Linked DNA regions of Homo sapiens: region 2 is linked to region 1. The links are chromatin loops, found by intact Hi-C in ENCODE. Cell type or tissue: PC-3. All regions are shown on one strand.

The links. A loop is a pair of places that touch in the nucleus more often than their neighbours do. Peaks named below come from ENCODE experiments on the same cell type or tissue, not always from the same donor. Only the 100,000 strongest peaks of a DNase experiment are listed, where the experiment ranks them.
Region 2: it touches region 1 in a loop (3.0-fold over the local background); 2 of 110 quality-filtered maps call a loop at or near these places.

Annotation. Positions count from the first base shown.
Region 1 is chr12:28,868,704-28,876,703 of GRCh38, reverse strand. No RefSeq gene overlaps it. Among named protein-coding and RNA genes, the nearest start is that of FAR2, 280 kb to the left of the region's middle. In PC-3, no CTCF peak of the experiment used is centred here; DNase peaks (open chromatin) are centred at 3,883, 5,483 and 7,333; H3K27ac peaks cover 4,539 bases.
Region 2 is chr12:28,437,962-28,445,961 of GRCh38, reverse strand. The region is part of intron 8 of CCDC91 (coiled-coil domain containing 91); the gene reads right to left. Among named protein-coding and RNA genes, the nearest start is that of CCDC91, 250 kb to the right of the region's middle. In PC-3, no CTCF peak of the experiment used is centred here; no DNase peak of the experiment used is centred here.

The sequences.
Region 1 (8,000 bases):
AATACACCTGCAAGTATCAGGGGCCAGGTTCTTCCCACCCTCAGCCAATATTTTTTTTTCTTTTGCCCCTAAATCAACGTTAGAGGGCACTTCTACATTGTGCTATGTTATCCTTCAGCCAAGAAGGTTAAGCAAGTATAAGTTAAAGCAATCAAGTCATTCTCTTTATTTTGGAGGTGAAGTAATTCTTCACTCATTTGCTCCTGCAGATGCTCAGGCTATGAAGTGATCTCTTCAATATATTCCAGCAGTATACGGAGTTGGAGGATTCCTGACAGTTCTGGCACAGTAGACTGCAAGTAACCATGTGTTAGTGCTTGTGATAATAGCTATTGTCTGTACCATCTAATTATCTCGTCTGGCATTCTATAATTAGTCATTCTTCTATGGCTTGATGAGAAGCAAACTCTTCATATTTTTATGTGCATCATGGAGACATGGATTCCCTAAGTGCAGAATCCAGACACTCTCTATGTAAAGCCCTGGCATGTAGAGAGGCTTTGTAAAATTCAAAACTATGGAAACTTTACCCAGTGTATTTGACTCTGGAAGTTTGGGTTTTTTTAAAAAATAGAACTAAAGGGATAATTCTTGAGATAAGTCTGGTTTCTAGAAGTTCCTATACACCTAGATGTGGTTACTTAGTGGTTAGTTTTTCTACTTATTAAAGGAAAATAAAACCAGTTAACAATTGTTGAATGCTTACTCTGTGTTAGGTGCCAGGAGAAGTGCATCATTCACCTTACCACTTTACTTTTCACAACAGACCTGAGAGATATGTTCATGCTGTGCCTATTACATACACCTAGAATCTGGGACTTAAGGGTTAGTGAATACTACTTATCACAACTAGTGAAGGGTGGAGCTGACAGCTGATTCCATATCTGTCTGACATTTCCTAGTGCCCTCTTCTGCTTTCATTTTAAGGTATTTCTTTATGTACATATCCACAAGGAACCAAAATACTGGATCTATATGGACATAGAGAGTAGTAGCAAGAAAGAACCATCAATGGATTTTACTCCTCACCCTATGAAGGACAAATGCCTCAAAGAGGCTACCTAGATCTTCATCAGTGTGATTTTTCATTCATCTCTCAGACCATCTTCAACTCCCACGTAACAGATACCTTCACTGACTCTGACATAAGCAATATACATAGGCACATTTGGAATGCCTTCTCTTCTTTCCTTCTACCCAAATCTCCCCTCTGAACCTAGTTAGTATTTCTCCTTTTCCAATGAAGCCAACAGTAAGTGCACAAGCCTTAATGAGCTTTTCCTTCTCTGCTCTTTTGTTTCACTTACAGAGAGTTTTGGATAATTTAATTTAATTTATACTGCAATATGCTTTTACCCAGCTCTTCCTATTTACCTTGTGTCCTTTCAATCCTTTTATTCTTTAATGCTGTCTGGTTTTTGACATGAATTTGAGGCCTCTAGTAAGGAGGAGGAAAGTGCTCAACAGTATTTTTGGATGAGAAGATGCCCATTTGATTTTGTTGAAGTAATTGTGATGGGGAAAGGGAGAGAGAAAAACTATGTAGGAAAAATGTTAACTTTTGAATTGTGAAGCCAAGGCAAGACTACATGATGCTGCTTGATGGCAATACAAAGATAACGTTTTTTGACATGCTAAGCCTGCTCTTGATCACAGGAAACAAAGCAATCTCACCGGCTCCCTCAGTGTGTGTAGAAACCCAGCACAGGCCAAGATACCAGCCAACTGTGAACATGCAGTTCAACCCAGAAGGTAAACACCCCAGAGGAGTGTTTCCTGTATGTCGACTGTTGTCATTTAGCTCCCACTCCACCCTGTTCTATAATCTCTCTTATATCATAGGGAATGGAAGAAATACAGTTAGAAATACATTCTACTACACTCTCTCACTCACAGACTTTTGTTACCATTTAACATTAACAAATCTTTGAACAAGATGTGAAGGCTGGCCAGGCACGGTGCCTCCCACCTATGATCCCCACACTTTGGGAAGCCGAGGCGGGTGGATCACCTGAGGTCAGGAGTTTGAGACCAGCCTGGCCAACATTGTGAAACCCAATCTCTACTAAAAATACAAAATTAGCCGGATGTGGTGGCGCATGCCTGTAATCCCAGCTACTAGGGAGGCTGACGCAGGAGAATCACTTGAACCTGGGAGGCGAAGGTGGCGGTGAGCTGAGATCGCGCCACTGCACTCTAGCCTTTCATCCAGTTTCCTGGTCTTTTGCCCTACGGTGTGGCAGCATTTTCCGGTTGTTTTGCCAAAGAGGCAGGAATGTTAGTGGACCCTCTCTCAATCTTTGCTTTTTTAGCCCTTCTAACAGTTTGCTAAGCACATTTCCCTTTATTGTACCCTTTTTTTTATTTGAAACACCTAGAATGAGTTCTATTTTCTTGATTTACACAGAAAAGGACTTAAGCTAGGACTAGAATCCAAACTCCAGCCACAGGGAGAAAGGTCAGAGAACAGGGAGCAGTTATGACTAAAATGTCTGGTTTCGATAATAAGCCAAATTCTTCTCTCCTTGTCCTCTCCAGGCTGTGCACTTTCTCTGTACACAGACTATAATTTGGAACGGATGACACCTATGTCCCTGCTGTCCCCCTCTTAGCTTCTACTATTGCTGTTGGAGCTGTTGACACCTGGCCTTTATTACTCACAAGAGCAATACTAGAACTGTCTTACTAGACCAGAACAGCCACCAAGAGTAGTCTTTGCTTCCATAACATGTGGATTTGAGTTATGACTTAGTGACTTGAGGGATCCCAGAGTTTGACTTTGGCGGGCCTGCTGCATCATTCATAGATGGTGAGAAAGATTGCTTGGCATTTGTCCTGATACTAGGAATAACTAAAAACCTGTTCTCAAGTGAATGTTATTTTGTCCCATCCTCTAATTCTTCTCGAGCTTGGGCTAAGGGTGGACATCATTCCTGAGGATGTCACAGAGAGTAATGACTCCTGTAAATATCCCCTTTTATTTTGAAGGGCAAGTAGATCATCAAAACTAGAAAGAAATCTCCTGTACCTTGGAAATGAAGTAACCTGGGACTCCCATACTTCCTAGAAAATTAGAGTTTAGGTCAAACGAGGACTTTTCAGTAGACTGAAAGCTCTGAAAGAATCTCATGTTTCCCTACTCAGTCCCTTTCATCCCATCCCTTAGATTTTTCACTTAAGCCCCAGGGAAAACACTGCATATATTTATTTCTTGTGGCCACCCTTAAACTTGAAGAATCAGGAGGAGTTCCTTCACCTTAGAAATCCAAAATTTCTGTGGAGGAGAAAAGTAAAGTTTTCTTTTGGAAAATATGGGGAAAGCTAATTGATAGAGTGTTGGAAAAAAAATTAGAAGTGTTACACTCATCTCTTCTTCAGCTCCGAAGATGGAAATTCTCCCTCTTGATGGGGATAAGTTTCTGGTCATGTCTGGCATGTAACTGGTATTAAAACCTTCATGAATTTATCAATAAGATGGAGACAAGCTGATGGAGGCCACACTGCTATAATCTTTCGGGAACTGAAACCTATTGAAAATATAAACAGTTGAGTAGCCTCAAACAAAACTATTGAGTAGCCTCAACTACTTCTACAGGGGTCCCAAAGACATTTCCTGTATTGCTGAATATAGCCTTATGCTGATTAGCAGCACTATATCACAAATGCATCGTTAGCCCTCGTATCCCTTTTTCATAGAATAGCTTAATGGCGGGGTGAGGATGAAGGTTAGAGCTGGAAGTGCTAACGCATAGTACATGTTTTGAAGAAATGCTGCTCCCAAGACAGGCAAGACCCTATTCAAAATTCATGATACCAACTCTGCCTTGCCAGTAGGGGTAGCTGCTGAGCTGCCAAAAGTTGACCTTCTATTAGAGAGTCAGCCCAGGTGGGAGCTTGGAGAACTGGTCCAAGTTTTCCAGTTTATTTCCAACCACTCCACCTAAAATACGGTATCTTCCAGCCATGCAGAAGATACCATACTTTACCACATTACTCACCATTACTTTACCGCACCCAAGTTGCTTTTGCTCACATTGTTCTCTTTCTGCCAGGAATATTATTTCCTTCCTACTCTTCAAAGCCCAGATCAGATATGACCCTTTGTGAACCAACCACCCAGGAACCCCTACATGAAACAAATCTTCCCCTAAACAATGTGCCTGTCCATTCTTTCTTTCTATCATCTACCTATCTATATCTATCTCTATTATCTATCTAATATCTATCTATCATCTCTATAGCTCACACTGTGTTGCAGGTGGTTGTTTACCTATCTGTTTCTCCATCTGGAATGTGAAGTTTCTGAGGGCAAATTCATGTGGCATTTACCTTTATATCCCAGAACCTAGTACAATTGCTGCCATATACACACTCCTCTGGACAAGGAAGTGGTCACTATCAAGAAATCATATCAGGATTGCTTAAAGAGTTTATATTCCAAAAGATACCATGATATTTTGGGGCCAATAGGATTTTTAGGTCTAGCTATTCATCCAAGGAGTAAGAAACATACTTCTCATTGAACTCCGTAGGCAACATATTGGTACGTGTGAGCTGAGTGATTCCTGGCTGAGGCAGCTTCCTCACTTTAAGGGGTTGCATTTTTTATAGGATAGCAAAGGGAGCGGAAATTGAACAGTTAAAGTTATTAGAAACCCGGAGAAGAGAGGTACTGAAGATACCCACAACATGCCCTGGATAGACAGCGCATGCATGTCTGGAGTCAATGAGAATTGCCATCCCTGGTAGAGAGGGTCTGAGCCTCCATCTGGGTCATAAAACCAGCAGAGTAGATTTTTCTTGCAGGCCAATCATAATGCTTAAGAAATGATTCCCCACTGACTTCTTTCACCACCAGGTAGTTTTAGGAGATGAGAGTGGGGTGGGAAAGGGAGGATTTCAAGAATCAGAATTCTTATAACAAGGAAGAATTTCCACATCAAAACCTGGATTTGTAGATCTGTTTTATGCCAAGTGTGAAAAGGCACGAAATAGCTAGGCATGAGCTATTCCCCAAAGACTTGTCCTTTACTAGAAAGAACTTTATAAATGTTAATAGGTACTAGACTAGCTGGAAGCAGATTTGCTCTGGGCCCAAAAACGTAAAATAATCATCACTTTGTTTGTCTGATTCTAAACGGACTTAGTATTGATTTGCATTATAAGAATTCCAAATTCCCACCACTCTGGGAAAGTCATCCAAACCCACTACTTTTCATTCCTGGTAGTTTTCTGCACATGAAACTTCCTTTTCAATTTTGTACCAAGTCTGGAGAAGAATACACATGAGAGAAAGTCTGACCATTGCATCTGCTCTCTTTCCATGGTTCCAGCCCAAACACTTGAGAATGGGTTCCATTTCAACTGGTTTCAAGGGTGTGGCTCAAGTTCAGTCTGTGTACAAAGGAAGGAGTTCAAATTAGTCATAGACCCTAAGAAAGCCTGAGAACAAAAAGTAGGTATAGTATGTACCAGAGGGTTTGCCTCTATTACATGGGACTTAGAAACACACATTATCACTGCATTTCCTGTCATAAAAATATAAGTTCAGAATTTTAGAGTGAAAGAGACTTTAGAAATTATCTCCCTTACTTTACAGTTAAGGATAGACCATACAGTGAGTCAGCAGTGCTGAGGCCAGACACTTCATCTTCTAACTTCCTCAGCACACCTCTTCCTCTCTACTGCAAACTCTCTCCATTACAGAACATTTAATTTTTTTTTTTTTTTTTTTGACAGAGTCTTGCTCTGTCACCCAGGCTGGAGTGCAATGGCGCAATCTCAGCTCACTGCAACCTCCGCTACCCAGGTTCAAGCTATTCTTCTGCCTCAGCCTCCTGAGTAGCTAGGATTACAGGTGCGTGCCACCACACCTTACTAATTTTTGTATTTTTAGTAGAGATGGGGTTTCACCATGTTGGCCAGGCTGGTCTCAAACTCCTGACCTCAGATGATCCATCGGCCTCAGCTTCCCAAAGTGCTGGGATTACAGGCATGAGCCACTGCGCCTGGCCAGAACATTTTAACTTTTAGATCTTTTCATGCATAATATAAACTTAATGCATGTAGCAAGCCTATTTATTCATTTATGAATTTAATACATATTAATTGCCTACTATGTGCCAACATTGTTCTGGCTGCTTTGGAATATTTTAGTGAGCAAAATACACTAACATCCCTATACTTGCAGAGTTTATATATTCTAGTGGGATAGTTAAGACATACATACTCATGCCCATTTGACAGATCAAAAAATGAAGACTCATAAAAAAGTAGCTTGGAAAACAAGTTAACTAATAACAGATTTGGCACTGTGATTTAGAATTATTGCCCCAGACCTGGCCTGGAATGAATACACAAATTCATGGTTCTATCTTGAAATATATTCAGAGCCTCAGGAGGTAGAAAATTCTGTTCACACACAGTCCTTATTTAAGTCGGGCACAAGTCAGTCTAAGGACTGAAGCTGTGTGAGGAGGAAGAGCCACAAGGCTTTTATTTAAAGAATGCAGATTTATTAGGTTTGCTTCTAAGTCTGCATGTCACTTCACTTTCTTGGTGATTGCTGTGGGTTGAATTATCTTTCCCAAAGATACGTTGAAGTGCCCAGTAGTTCAGAATGTGACCTTATGTGGAAACAGGGTCTTTATATGGGTAATCAAGTTAAAATGAGAGCATTAGGGTGGGCCTAATCCAATATGACTGGTGTCTTTATAAAAAGGAGAAATTTGGACATGGAGACAGATATATATAGAGGGAAGATAATGTGAAAATGCAGAGAGAATGCCATCTACAAGCCAACGAATGCCTGATGCTACCAAAAGCCAGGAGACAGGTGTGGAACAGATTCTCCCTCAGTGCCCTCAGAAACAACCAGTCCTGCTGATATCTTGAGTTTGGATTTTTAGCCTCCAGAACTGTGAGACAATACATTTCTGTTGTTTCAGCCACCTGGTATGTAGTACCTTTTTAATGGCAGCCCCAGGAAATGAATGTAGAAATGATTACCACATTCAATTTCCCCTTTTCCACATAAGGTCACATTCAAAGACCCTGTTTCCACATAAGGTCACATTCTGAACTACTGGGCACTTCAACAGAGCATGTCAGTTTCTTTCATGTTCTTATAAAACGAAATCATCTTTTTATTTTTATGCCCCCTTGAGTTCTCCCACATTTCCCTAGTCACGGACACAGATTTGCTGAGGTTAGAGATGGAAGATAAACAGGTCTCAGGCAAGTATTATACAGACACAGACGGAGTGAATGTCTGCTCCAAACACCTCCCCTAGTTGGTCACTCACACACTCAGCATTTCATAGCTCTGGGCAACTGTCTATAAATGACGGAATACCCAGCTCCAGAGATAAAGGAGATCTGTTCTCTTACTGTTTATTGTTAAGTCTGAAATTTTCAAAAGTTGTAGCCATATGACTCATGCAGTTAACAAACCCACATAATGTGAGAGATACAAGGGAATAAAGCACTCTGACTCCATTTGTACCAAAAAAACCCTCCAAATTGACGATTTACAGAAGAAAAAAACATGAAGTTTTTTCCTAGTGCACTCCCTTTGAAATTCACAGAGAAAGAGCTTGTCTTGCATGCACTTAGACACCACCAGTCAAAATAAAGGATGAAATTGGGAGAAATTGGGATAATCTGAATTTCAGATGATTCTTTTAGTATCTATGGTAGTCAATTTATTTATCATTATAAGTCAGTGTCAAATTTAGGAATGAATAAGTGTGACCATTAAAAGAATGAAAAATATGCCAACCTGTTGGACCGAGTAAGCTTCTTGATTACAAGAAATCCCCAGTATATAGTATATAGTAAATGCTCATCGTAATGTTTGTTTCATTGTAATGAACTAAGAACTGATGAAAAAGTAAAATAGAGACCTTCTTACATACTTCAAAAAGGGAGCATGGACGTAAGGAGGAGAACGGGAGAGATGAGATGTACTAAACTTACTGTGCCTGTCTCATGGTAATTAG
Region 2 (8,000 bases), 430 kb after region 1:
GTGTTAAGGAATAAATATTTTTTACCTCCCTCCCCCACAAATTTATATGCCAAAGCCCTAATCCCCAATGTGATAGCAGTTGGAGATGGGGCCTTTAGGAGGTAACTGGGATTAGACAAAGTCCTGAGGATGGGGAAAAGAGCACTCGCGTATTCTCTCTGTGTGAGCACACAGCCAAGACTGTGGCTACCTACAAGCCAAAAGAAGAGGCCTACTCAGCAGAAACCTTGATCTTGGACTTTCTAGCCTCCAGAACTGTAAATATAAATTCCTGTTGTTTAAGCCAGTCTATGGTGGGTGCTTTTTAATGGCAGCCTGAGCTGACTGAGACAGTGCACAAGAGGACTTGAGAACACAACTGCTAGTCATATAGACTTTCAACCATTCCTCTTGTTTTCAGAGCTATACAGCACCTAGTGCTTGTATTTCCCACAGCTTTCTAGGGTTTTGCAGGACAAACCAGCTTCTTCATGGGTTTCACCTCAATAAGCTAAGATTACAACTTGCTCTTCTCTGCTAAATTAGTTGATAATTGTACACCTGTTATCTCCTTTCATAGTTATTTGTCCTAGTTAGTTTTTGCTTGTTGGTTTTGTTTCGGTCCCTTATATGTGTCATTTTACTGATCTGGGGTTTTTTGTGGGGGAGGGGGACTAAGAGGTAGGATAGATTAGTGTTTTAATTCACCAAATCCAGCTCTGAACCTTTGGCAAGTTATCCAACTATCCCAAATAATTCTAATACCCACCATAATATGCTGTTAGGAGGATTGCATAGTCAAATGTCAACTAAATTATCACTCATTTGATATTAGTTCCTAAAACAGTACATGCCAATAATAAATCTAAGTGTTAGATAGCACTCCTTTGAAAACAGATTTAAACAAACTGATATATAACTAAGACTAACATTTTAAATTTCTTTAAGATGACACTAGGTCAAAACATCAGAAGGAGAAAAGGTATAGTTTAGCTAATAAAGAAGTGAGAAAGAAAAAGAAAAGGTGTTGGTGCAGGATATTCTCTGCTGAAATGCTTCTATTGTTTTAATAAATTTCTAATCTTTCTATCCTCCCATGATTGAGCAGAAGGAACTGCTTTTAAAAAAAAAAATCTTTAAGAAAAACTTTTATTTTAGGTTCAGGAGTACATGTGAAGGTTTGTTACATAGTTGAACTTGTGTCACGTTGGTTTGCTGTACAGATTATTTCATCACCAAAGTACTAAGCCCAGTACCCGAGAGTTATCTTTATTGCTCCTCTCCCTCCTCCTACCCTCCACTCTCAAGTAGACCCCAGTGTCTGTTGTTCCCTTCTTTGTATTCATGAGTTCTTATCAATTAGCTCTCACTTGTAAGTGAGAATGTGTTGTATTTGGTGTTCTATTCCTGCATTAGTTTGCTAAAGGTAATAGCCTCCAGCTCCATCCATGTTCCCACAAACACGTGATCTTGTCTTTTTAATGGCTGCAGAGTATTCCATCTTAAAATGGCAGAGGAAGTACCTCCGCGGGACTTATATTGGTACTATTCTCCAAATGCAATCTCTCTTGGCTAGCTGGCTGCCCAAATTTTATTTTGTGATTATTTTTCACAAATATTACATTCATATAATCTTACCCATCACAATTGAAATACGAATTGTTCAGTGGAAAATAAATTTCTAAATTATCGTAACTATGCCCCTAAGACAAATTTCAGCATTTAAAAATTGTGATAGAAAATTTTTGTAAATGAATGCCATTCTTCTCCACCTCAATAGGTTTCATAACATATAATTTAATTTGTTGCTGATGGGCAGACTTCTATAACGAATAAATTCTTTAGCACAACAATTCCATCAGGGGCACATTAAGTGAATTTACTGTGCTATCATTCAGTTTGTTAAATAACCCTATAGAAACAGGGCTATGCTATTCCTAGAGGCCTGTGACCAATGATGCTATCACCATTCCCCTTCACTGAAGGGTTTAGGGATATAGAAATAGTATGGTCAAAAACCAGTAAACAGGTTCTGCAAACTATTGTTACCACAGTATAGAAATTTATAGTTTGCGTTTAGCAAGTTTTATAAACATTTATTAATTTTTATAACTATTGGACCTAATAACAAAACATCAGGGTTGTACTTTGTATTTATTTTCCATTTCGTTTGTCTAATAATTTTTATTCTATTTTGTACAAGTATAAACCCCTGACAGATTTTTAAAAAATGTTCTGTCATCCCAGTTAGCTTGAGAAACACTGTCAAGAGTACATGCTAATAGTGGCACCACACATGTCTAAGTCTCAGTGCTAATGGCTCTACTGCTAGTCTCATTTTTCTTTTTTTCATCATATTAGGTTTTCTTTCTATTGTCATTAAGTACTATCAAACATTCTGTTGCCTGCCATCCATCTGTTGCTTCCATTAGACCTTACAGAAGTTTACCCTCTAGAGGCTCTCAGTGTATTTATAGAATAAACAAACATAGGCATTCATGCATGCATGAATGAATGAATAAATAAAAAATTACAAACCACTTTGCTCTATATAGCCTCTTTTATTTGCTTTTATTACAGATGCCAATGGAGTATTAATTTTTAGTATGCTGTTCAGAAGTCTGTTGAAATATTAGTTTAAAGCTTAGAAAAGAGGTCGAGGGCAGCAAATTATAGTTCTGACAAGAAAAATGGAATATATCCTAGACTAAGAAATGTTGCTTAACTCTCTTTTTTTTTTTTTTGCCTAGGACTCCTTTTCTGGATTATCCTAATTAACTATTAAGGGAGAAGAATTAGAGACCTAGATCATAACAGATAATTCATTAAACTAGACCTGGGAAAAAAATTCAAACCATGAGATTTCTATTTAAAAAAATTAGAGAACATCCTATTTCCATCTCCTTCCAACTTTAACAGATACAGGATACTAGAAACCTTTTTAGCTGTGAGCCGTCATAACATACAATCCATATACAGACACATAAACAATGTTACCTCATAAAAGCCTCCTGCATATATTCAATACTATTTTATACAGGCCTTTCTTCTTATAGGAAACAGTTATAGAACTGATACCAAAATCTGAGACAAGTTAGGCACTTATTCTCTTCATTCATGAAAACAAACAAACAAACAAACATACTTTGACATTTGATCATAAAATACTTTAAAACCTTGTTCCCTTGTAAAATATAATCAATTATTTCAAAAACGGTCTTTTGTTTCTGATCTAAAATGAACATATATACTTTCTCATTGTTATCTACTGAGAATATAGAATACTCACTCAAGAGTTTATCTTCCCAGTTCATACTCATTTTTTGATTTGGTATTCTAGATCCATGCCCTCTGAGTGAACAAGAAAGATAAACCAAAAAGTTGAAAGTATATTTTTGTTCTTGGTATGTGAAACTTTCAGACTTCACAAATCTTTTTCAGATCACTCTAAAAATCTAGAACAGTTTTATTACACAGTATGTGCCATTCACAGCGGCAAATTGGCCTTTTCAGAAAATTGCCCTTGTATTATTTTTTTCAGAGTTATGTATAATGACACTGTGAATTCAAATCTTCAAAGAATCCTTGGCAAACAAGGACTCAAAAACTCTGGTCTATTGTATAACGTCTAAACTCCTCATCATTTCATACACATAACAATGTGGTTCTAAGTAAAATATGTCACGAATTTTCATGAATGCCTGAAATAGCCTTTTCTCAACACTTCATTCTTAATACTCCTCAGTCTATCACCTAGAGAATGACAACGCATCCTCCTGGATTCAATGTGTTCTCTGAATACACAGGCAGTAGTAATTCCTCTTTTGTTTGTGGTTGGTCTTTTCACACTTAAACATTTACTGCAGAATGCTTTGAACATATAGATAGTAAACAAAATAGAATAATGGAACTCTCTACACCTATCACTCACTTTCAACAATTATCAATATTCTGCCAATCTTTTATCATCTGTAATGCCACCCACTACCTACTTGATAATGATTATTTTAAAAGTCTTTTTCTTTAGGTAGATTTTACATATATGAAAATACACAAATCTTAGCTATACAAGCTTGAACAATCTTAGCTATGCACTTAGCTGTGTGATACACATCTTTATCATGACATAGAATATTTTCATTACCCAAAAAATTCCCTTTCCCCAAAGCAACAAGTGTTCTGATATTTTCCTCTGACCATATATCACATGCATACACATATACATATATATATGAGATATATATATGAGATATATGATATATATGAGATATATATATGAGAGAGATATATATATACACATGAGATATATATGAGATATATATATATACACATATGAGAGAGAGATATATATACACATATGAGATATATATATATATATGTATACATACACACAGGCTTCATCGCTCTGCCAAAAAATCTGTAATACTCATCCATACAAGTTAGTTGTATGTATCAGTAAATTCCTTTTTATTACTAAGCAGCATTCCTCTGTATAAATATACCATAATTTGTTTACCCATTCTCCTGAAGATAGACATTTAGAACTGCTTCCAGTTATTGGCTACTGTGAATAAAGGAATCACAGACATTCTTTGATATACATTTTTATTTCTTTTGCATACTTAGTAGGACTGTGTATGATTAAATTTATAAAAAACTGTCAAATCTTTTTCCAAAATGGTTGTACTACCAGTAATGTATGAGAGTTCCTATTAATTTACACACTCACCATTTGGTGATTTCAGTCTGTTAAATTTTAGCTATTTTACTGGATGTACAAAAGTCTCTCTCTCATTATGGTTTTAAACTGAATTTCCATAATGACTAAAAATGTTAAGTATTTTATCATGTGCTTATTGGCCATTCTTATATTTTCTAAGTTCTTTCTTTTTCTTTTCTTTTTTTTTTTTTTTTTTTTTTTTTTTGAGATGGAGTCTTGCTCTGTCACCCAGGCTGGAGAGCAGTGGCACGATCTTGGCTCACTGCAACCTCCACCTCCCGGATTCAAATTATTCTCCTGTCTCAGCCTCCTGAGTAGCTGGGATTACAGGTGCACACCACCACGCCTGGCTAATTTTTGTATTTTAGTAGAGACAGGGTTTCACCGTGTTGCCCAGGCTGGTCTTGAACTCCTGAGCTCAGGCAATCCGCCCACCTCGGCCTCCCAAAGTGCTAGGATTACAGGCGTGAGCCACTGCTCCCAGCCTCTAAATTTTTTCTTTTAAGCCTGCTGTTCATATATTTTTAGTTCTCTTTTTTTATTACTGATTTATATACTCTGGATATAAACTCTTTGTCAGATATATGTTTCATGAATGTTTTTCCCAGTTTGTGGCTTGCCTTTTCACTTTCTTAATGATGTCTTTCAAGTAGCAGAAGTTTTCAAGTTTTCAATCAGATAAACCCTAATTTATCGATTTTTCTTTTATGACTATTGCTTTGTGTGTACCACAAAATTATTGCCTACATCCAGGTCAAGAAGATCTTCTACTGTATTTTCTTCTAAGAGCTTTTACATATAGGTCAATGATCAATCTAAAATTAAGAGTTGTGCAATCATTAACTCTAGCTTTAGACTGGTATACTAATTGGTTTGTATACGAACTGGGTTAAAGGCATAGGACACATGCAGGCTGTGTTCATTTCACAGCAGGGCTCTGTAATTAGGCAATAATTACTTACCATCATACCTAGTGAGGCAATATGGGAGAAACAAAACAGGCCATACAGCTTCACTATTATTCCTACTTATAAACAAAGCCACTAGTTAAGGAAAAGTTAATATTGCTTTGTTTTCACGGTAACATAGGTTACATGTGGTCATTTACCCTGATTGCTCTGGTTAACAAGATGGCTTTCCAGAATTTAAAAAGGCATTAGGAAAATTAACTGAAATCTATACCAGTAGACCTCATCCAAAAATAGTGAAGAGTTTATTACATTTTGCTTATCTAAGATATTCTATTAATTGCTTTTCAAAAATTGAAATTTTAGTAGACTTTTTTTTTTTTTAGCAAATTGAAGAAATAAATGCAAACCATGGAGTCCCACTAATACATTAGATACTTAATGCAAAGGTGTCAGAGATAATCTTTTGAAAAAATTAACCTAAAATAAAGGCACTCAGAAACAGTTGTTTTCCCCTCCTTTGGAAAAAATTCTTCCAAGTGAAAATGTTTGATTCAGACTCAAATATAAATATAGAGGTTCTGTGGTTTTTACTTGATTCCTGTTAAAAAAAAAAAAAAAGAAAAAAGAAAGAAAAAAAAAACCTCTTCTTTCCTGGAATGTGAGTCACAAAAGATATTGTAGACAAATTTAATCACAATCACACATGGCAGTTTTCTGTACATTACATTTTAGACTAAGCAATCATGGTGGCTCATGTTCAGGTATAAACTTCCACTGACCATACATCCACAAACTTCACATTATTTTGTGTATTGTGTGTGGAGGGGGTTAGTATATATTCTGTAACAGAAACTCATGAGCATCTTATTTTACCTTCTATAAAGCTTAAACATTGAGTAAGATCAAGTGATCTGGTAAGATTGTCTTAAACACACTCGTAAATACGCCTCCACTTAACATGACTTAAAAGACACTAAATAAATTTAATAAACTTCTTAAAATAAAATGATTCACGGACATTTCACCCATTTATGGGCCAACAGATTAAATAATATTTGGAAACAAAACCTAACATAGATAAACTGTGAGATTAAATCTACTTAAAGAAGTTACCACAAGCCCAAAATAATAGCAATAAGCTTCTTACTATGAATAAAACATAAAACTATAATAGCAGATTTACTTCAACCAAATAGCCATATTACTGATAGGCATGAGAAAAAAATTAGCAAATAAGTTGTTCTTCCTATTTAAGTAGGACTTTGACTTAAGGGAGTGATTAGGAATGACACAAAAATTGGGAGATGCATCAGCATTAAAAAGGCAGGCCTGGTTTATATTTTCATATGATGTCTCTATATTTGGATAGTGTATGTTTTATTAAATGCCAAAGATTGTGACAATCCTCAATTTAAGCAGAGGATTATTTCTGTTTCAACCATTTTCAAGTGAAATAGCTTTTGAAAATGTATCCCAATTCTATTATTCCCTATGAGTGCCTATGTACAACTTAGTACAGATGCTCCTCAACTTAAGATGGGGTTATGCCATGATAAATCCATTCTATGTCAAAAATATCATAAATTGAAAATGCATCCTAAGTTGTAAGTCTCTCAACTCATGACAGGGTTATGGTTTCTACTGAATGCATACAGCTTTCTCACATCAGAAAGTTGAAAAATCCTAAGTCAAACTGTCATTAAGTCAGGGAGCATCCATAAACTTATTTCAACCTAACAGTTGCCTTCAAATGGGCATTTGAAATAAATAATGCATGTATATAAGATAATTATTTTAGCAAGTATCTTAGTCCATTTGTGCTGCTGTAACAAAATACCACAGACTGGATGATTTATACATAATAAAAAATTCCCACAGTTTTGGAAGCTAGAAAGTCTAAGATCAAGACACCAGCAGGTTAGGTTCTGTATCTGGTGAGGACCTGTTCTCTGCTTCAAAGATGGTCCATGAATGCTATGTCCTCTTGAGCAGACAAAGGCCATGTTCTCACATGGTAGAAGAGCCAAACTTGCCCCTCAAGCCCTTTTGTAAAGTACTAGTCCCATTTATATGGTGGAGCCCTCATGACCTAATCAACTCTCAAAGGGCCCACCTCTTACTACCGGAGATATGGACATTACAAAGATGCTGAAGTTGCAGTAGGAATTTTGGAGGAGACACAAACATCCATACCATAGCAGCAGAGAAAAGAAAGAAACAGATTAATGCACACTTGCAAACTGTAGCACAATTAACATAGTACTTTTGAGGAAACAATTTGATGCTTAAGTGTCATAAACATCCTTACACTCTACAATTCCTATTCCTAAAAATGTATCATCAGAAAATACTACGTATTTAGTCCTCAATTTTTCATGCATGTCTATTTT